Regions from separate parts of the Homo sapiens genome. Here region 2 is linked to region 1. A link is an interaction called in ENCODE POLR2A ChIA-PET data of the cell type or tissue named here. Cell type or tissue: PC-9. All regions are shown on one strand. Each heading gives the region's core, and the rest is flanking DNA. Links, peaks and the distances in the headings are about the cores only. Region 1 overlaps ZBTB7C (zinc finger and BTB domain containing 7C). Region 2 overlaps ZBTB7C (zinc finger and BTB domain containing 7C).

The links. Peaks named below come from ENCODE experiments on the same cell type or tissue, not always from the same donor. Only the 100,000 strongest peaks of a DNase experiment are listed, where the experiment ranks them.
Region 2: POLR2A ChIA-PET joins it to region 1 with 5 read pairs; 2 of 35 experiments call an interaction of 5 or more read pairs at or near these places.

The regions. Positions count from the first base shown.
Region 1 is chr18:48,202,778-48,205,685 of GRCh38, reverse strand. The region is part of intron 2 of ZBTB7C (zinc finger and BTB domain containing 7C); the gene reads left to right. Among named protein-coding and RNA genes, the nearest start is that of ZBTB7C-AS1, 42 kb to the right of the region's middle. In PC-9, for the core only: no CTCF peak of the experiment used is centred there; a DNase peak (open chromatin) is centred at 1,205.
Region 2 is chr18:48,091,361-48,094,268 of GRCh38, reverse strand. All of the region lies in intron 3 of ZBTB7C (zinc finger and BTB domain containing 7C), which reads left to right. Among named protein-coding and RNA genes, the nearest start is that of ZBTB7C-AS1, 70 kb to the left of the region's middle. In PC-9, for the core only: no CTCF peak of the experiment used is centred there; no DNase peak of the experiment used is centred there.

The sequences.
Region 1 (2,908 bases), core at 197-2,696:
TGTTGCAGAATATGGTCTCTTTATTTCGCATTTGCATGATCTTTTATGTTTACTCACCATAGATGACTAAACATATAAGACTTAAAGAAATGGAAGTACTATGTTCATTAATTGAAAGAATCAATAGTGTTAAGATGTCTATTTCCTTCCTACAGGAAATTGACTTCGTTATTAATACTGTCTATTTCCTTCCTGCAGAAAATAGACATCTTAACACTATTGATTATTTCAACTCATGAACATAGTACCTCCATTTCTTTAAGTCTTATTTGTCTCGGCATTGTACTTCTCAGTGTAGAGGTTGTGCCCATATTTCACTGGTTTTATTTCTTAGGTATTTAATTTGTTAATGCTATTGTAAGTTGTATTTAAAAATTTTGTCCTCTACATATTGTCACTAGTCTATAGAAAATATAATTGATTTTTGATTATTGACCTTTTGTCTAGCAGCCTTGCTAGATTCATTTATTTGTTCTAGTCTTGCCTGAACCAAACTGTAAACTAAGGGGTTAGATGTCCTCTAACCCCTTCTGCAGAGTGCTAGACCTCAGTAAATACTTCCTGGCTACCCTGAAAATCTTCCTACAGTGAAGAGAGGGGAAAGAAGAGTGTCCCCAGGGCCCTGAGGATCCCTGGTCATTGGTCCCTAGGCAGATATAACCCCCCTCAAGATTGCTCCCCACTCCACCCCCAAGCTGGGCTGCTTTTTTATTCTCACTGTACCTTGCCACCATTAAAATGAGTACTTACCTCTTTGCTTAGTGGCCAAGAGAAGTCAGCAGCCAAATGAGAATTGCCAGTAAGCCCAAAGCAGGCTAAATGTACACACTTTCTCTCTCCTTTGAGAGCTCCTGGCTGAGTTTCCATGGGAGCCTCTGGCATAGGCTGCAGGGGTATAGCTGGGATGTGTTGGGAGAGAGGGTGGAATTGGTACTGAGGAGTGGGTCTGTGGAGGTAACCTTAGGCCATGGAACACATAACACAACCATTTGTCAAATATTTGCCAAGGTCCTAGTCTGGGTGACTCTTTTGCTTGGTCCTCAAGAGGCATGGTCTTGTCTTTAGGAATGTTGCTGTAGATAAGGAGGCAAAGCTTAAGCTACATGAAGGGAAGGAATGTCTCAGGAGTCTGGAGGCCTGGGTTTAAGTTCCGGCTCTATCAGCAAGGAAAGCTATCAGGCTTTCCAACCTGTACCTTCCCTTCCTGCATGGGCCTTGTCTCCCAGCGAGATTATAAAAGGGCATTAGTCATCCTCTCCAGTTCCACCTGGCTCTGAGCCTCTCCCTTAGAAGCAGCCCAGAAGGCCAAGAAAGAGGAGGAGATGATAAGTGCAGTGGGTATCTAGGTAAAAAGATCCGTGTGGAATGGGGTGGGTAGGTTCACAAGGGAGGCTGGAGTGAGAGACTGGGCATGCGCAGAGTTGGTTGGGTGGAGAGGAGGAGGCCAGCTCCTCCCAGCACGTCTGCTGTCTCTGTGAGGACCCTCTCCAGGCACATTCTATCCATCTCCCACCACCGCAAGCAGTGTGACCTGATGGAGTGGCCAAGGTATAAATCAGAGGTGGAAGGAATGCAAAAAGGAGGGAGGCACTGCAGAGAGAAGGGGTGAGGGCCTGAGGGGGAGCCCCCATCTCCCAGGTGTGCAAGAGCAGCTTCACACTGTAGCTGATGTGTGGGCCACCTGGTTCAGGATCAGGGACTCATGCAGAATGGTCAAGGATGGCTTAACAGCTGTCACTGAAAAATCCCCAGGGAAATTATGAGTAGAGGAGACACCCCCTCTTCAGAGCCTCTCCTCCTCTCTACCCTGTACTGCAAAGACTATTTGGTGGGGTGGGGGGCTGCCTGCACCTTGCACTTCTCAAGCAACTCCCTTGTGCCAGGCTCTGGGCTGGGTGCTGGGGATGTAAAGATGAGGGGGACACAGCTCCTGCTTCAGGAATCATTTAAAGAGTGGCGGGACAGGTGCTGTGGTGGAGCTCAGGGTAACCACAGGAACACCCAACCCAGGGGGTGGGGCAGTGGGGGCCCATGGTCCCACTTCTGAGGGAAGGTGACACCAAAAGATTTAGCCCTGAGAAGGTCACACAGAAATGAAGCAACCTGAAGGCAGCTCCATGGGGCCGCTGTCCCTGTTGTTGATGTTTCTGGAATATGGGTCTAGGATCAGAAGCAAAAGAGGAAGTCCATTCTTTTGCACTGCAGAACATTCCTACAGTGGACCCAAGCTGTTTTGTCCTTCTCAGCAGCTTTAAGATTTCTCCACATAGGGTGAGTTAAGGAAAGATCCCTGTAGCGGAGCCTGCCAGCTTTCGGCCCAGGCCAGCCATGTCCCTGGCCACATGAGTCCAGTGGTGCCACCTCCCACATCTCCTGCAACCACCTGGAGCTGTGGCTCTGCTGACTTAGGACTGTGCTTGGAGCCACGCTGTGTGTTATTGTGAGCCCTTAGGCCTTGGTGCATGAATTCCTGGAGTATGGTCTCTGCTGGGAAAGGGTGGAAAGAGGGAGACTGAGTGAGGCCCCGGGCAGAAAAGGGGGAAGACTCTCATGGCAGAGGCACCAAAGCTAGGCATCTGGGCCTCCATCCTCTTGCTCAACAGAGGGCCTGACATTCCATGCTGGGAGGTGTGGACACCTTGGAGGGGCCGTGGCTGGGTGAGGGTGAGAAGAGGGGGTCTTGAGGCTGCTGGATGAATGGCAAGCAGGGTAAGAGGGCAAGGCCAGGGGCGTAGGTGGGGAGGTAGGAGGTGATCTTCAGGCTGGAGACTTCTGTGGAGGCAGGGGAAGGCCATGCCCAACTCCTGAGCCCTTCCTCTGCCCAGGGTTGTGGGTTACAGCTGCCATGGGACTCCTGGCTACATGGACACTCTTTATCTCCTGGGGTAAAGCTGCAGGGGAGAGGGCA
Region 2 (2,908 bases), core at 322-2,821, 110 kb after region 1:
AAACCCGGAGAAGAAATAATGAGAGGGACTCAGCCAGATGATATCATTATCCAGGCAGCTGTGACCACATTACCCATCAGGTCAGTACCATCTGACTTTGGGACAGCAGTTGAACAGTAGCCAGAATAAAGTGCAATGGCCATTTAAATTAGCCACCCTTTGGGTTTTGGTTATAATAAACAAGGTTATTAATCTTTTTCTCTTTTTTTTGAGATGGAGTCTCGCTCTGTCGCCCAGGCTGGAGTGCAGTGGCGTGATCTCAGCTCACTGCAAGCTCCGCCTCCCGGGTTCACGCCATTCTTCTGCCTCAGCCTCCCAAGTAGCTGGGACTACAGGCACCTGCCACTACGCCCAGCTAATTTTTTTTGTATTTTTTTAGTAGAGACGGGATTTCACCATGTTAGCCAGGATGGTCTCGATCTCCTGACCTCATGATCTACCCGCTTTGGCCTCCCAAAGTGCTGGGATTACAGGCGTGAGCCACCGCGCCTGGCCGAAGCCTATTAATCTTTTAAAAATTTTAAAAACCAAGATGCTGCCTGGCATGGCCTCCTAGTGAAGACTTTTCTGACTTACCTGGGCAGTTTGTTGCCTCTTCTATGAACTCCTGTGGTTACATCAAGATGAATCTCTGTGTGTGTGTTTTTTTTGTTTTTTTTTAATCACTGCTGCCCTTAAGGCCAGGCTTAGAATAGGCAGTCACTTACATAGCTGGATTGTGGGCCATCAGGAGGACAGCCCTGTCTCTGCTCTGGCCTCAAATATTCACTTTTTCTTGCTCAGCCTTAGAGGTGTCTTAAATTCCACTCCGAGTCATTCATATAAACTTTTTGGATTTCAGCAGATCTGGGCCAGTCCTGAGCCTGCTTACCCTCAGATGCCCTCAGATATCTTCCCTGCTCTGCATGTTGGGGGCTGCCCTGCCAGTGGCATTGCCAGTAGGCTTCTGGCTAGGCTTGGCCAGGGGGAGGGCTAGAGCGAGCTTGAGGCAGGAGGTCAGGAAGAAGGGAGAAACCGGGTATCTTCCCCCTACCACCACATCAGGTGGCATCTCCACCACGGCTGAGTCTACTCTGTGGGCCCAGCTCCCTTACCCTAGTTCGGGCACTGGCAGGAAAGCCCAGTCAGTGCTCTGTTAATACAGTCTCCCCTCTTCTACTCTCACAGCTTTCTGTTGTTAATCGTGAGTTCCCTCACATGAGTCCCCACATTACATTCTCTCTGTTGAATTACCTGGTCCTGACTGGCCCCCGGGCACTTGCAGGATCCCTGTAGAAATGCAAAACCCCTGTATGCCTCCATCCTCAGTGTTTAGTGGAAGTATACCAGGGTATTTCATGGCTTTCCTTCGGCAAGCAAGGCTCAGCAAAAGTTTGATCTATCAGCCTTTATCTACCGATAAAAACCTAGAGTTAATCAGTCAACCAAAAAGCCAGTTAAAGCAGAGATCAGAAACCAAAGCTGCATGAATAACTTACAAATCTTATTTTAACTTCGCACTTAGAAATGTACACTTCTCCACCAGTCTTTCGAGGTGGGTCAAGGCCTTTCATCTGCATATGAGTCTAGTGGTTAGGGTTCCCCCTCTATTCTTCTGGCGTAAACCATCCCCATAAGGACTCTTCTGTGGTTTCTAGAATGGATTTATTAAAGTGGTATGAGAACTTAAAGACAGATGCAAAGCGTATTTGAGTGCAAAATCCTTCTAGGTTTCCAGTTTGCTTTCCAATATTGTATTATCTCCTCCACACCCAATTCAACAGCATTTTTTAAGTGATTCACCTTTGAGTATATCAATTTAGTCTGCATGAAAACTTCAACTTGCTTTCTTTTTGTACTTCGATTTCATCAGTTTACATGATATTTAAATTGTGAAGAACAATAACCAGTACAACTGGCATAAACAGGTTTGGGCCCAGCGCAGCTGCTCCTTACCAGGCATGCAGCTCAGCTAATGGGTACAGGGGCGTTGGGGCATACCAGGGCAAGGCTGGTAGCCTCCAGGGTTCACAACGTGTTAAGTTCATTACATTTGCCAAGGGGATGGGAAGTGTTGACTAATGCTGTGAGCCTAGTAAGTGGAGATGGCACTCCTCCTGTAATTTCCGCCAGGGCTCTGTGTCTGGAAGTGTCGACCCACTATGGAGAAACAAGCACTTGGGCTGATTGGGTGGATGGTGCCCTTATTATTGCAATATCAGCATGTTAATGATTCTATGATTGACATAGAATCTATGCTGCCACAGATTCTATGATTGACATCCACACCCTGCATCTTTGCCAAGGTTCTTCTTCCTGTGTCCTCATCTCTCCACCACTTGACCCAGGACTGGAGGAGTTGGGTGTGAAGAGAAGCACTGGCCTAAGTGTGAATACACAGAGCACTGGACTCTGCCAAATGGGATAAACGGAGGCCACCGAGTGGCCTCTGAAGGTATCATTGGACAATGATGAAGTGGCACCTTTCTTAAGGACCCACAGTGGGTGAGATGGGCAGAGTCTTCCAGCCCAGAACTCAGAAAACATCAGTAGGGTCCTGTCAGGAAGATTAGAGCTCTGGCCTGCTAGACTCTGCCTCGCTGTCCGAAGCTGTCTCCTCACCTGCACAGTGAAGGAGCTGGGCCAAGCAGTCCTAAGAGTTCCCTCAGCTGTTACAGCCAATGTGTCTAAAAGCTCTAATAAATGAGACCCACCCTGGAAATGCTTACAGTCATGAGCTGTCCGATACAATAACCATGAGCTGCCTGTAGATATCAAGTGCTTGAAATGTGAACACCCCAAGTTCTGATGCACTGTGAATGTAAAATGCACACTGGATTTCAAAAACTTAGTTTAAAAAAGAACATACTATTTCTTATTATTGATACATCTCAAAACAATATTTAGGGCCAAGCATGGTGGCTCATGC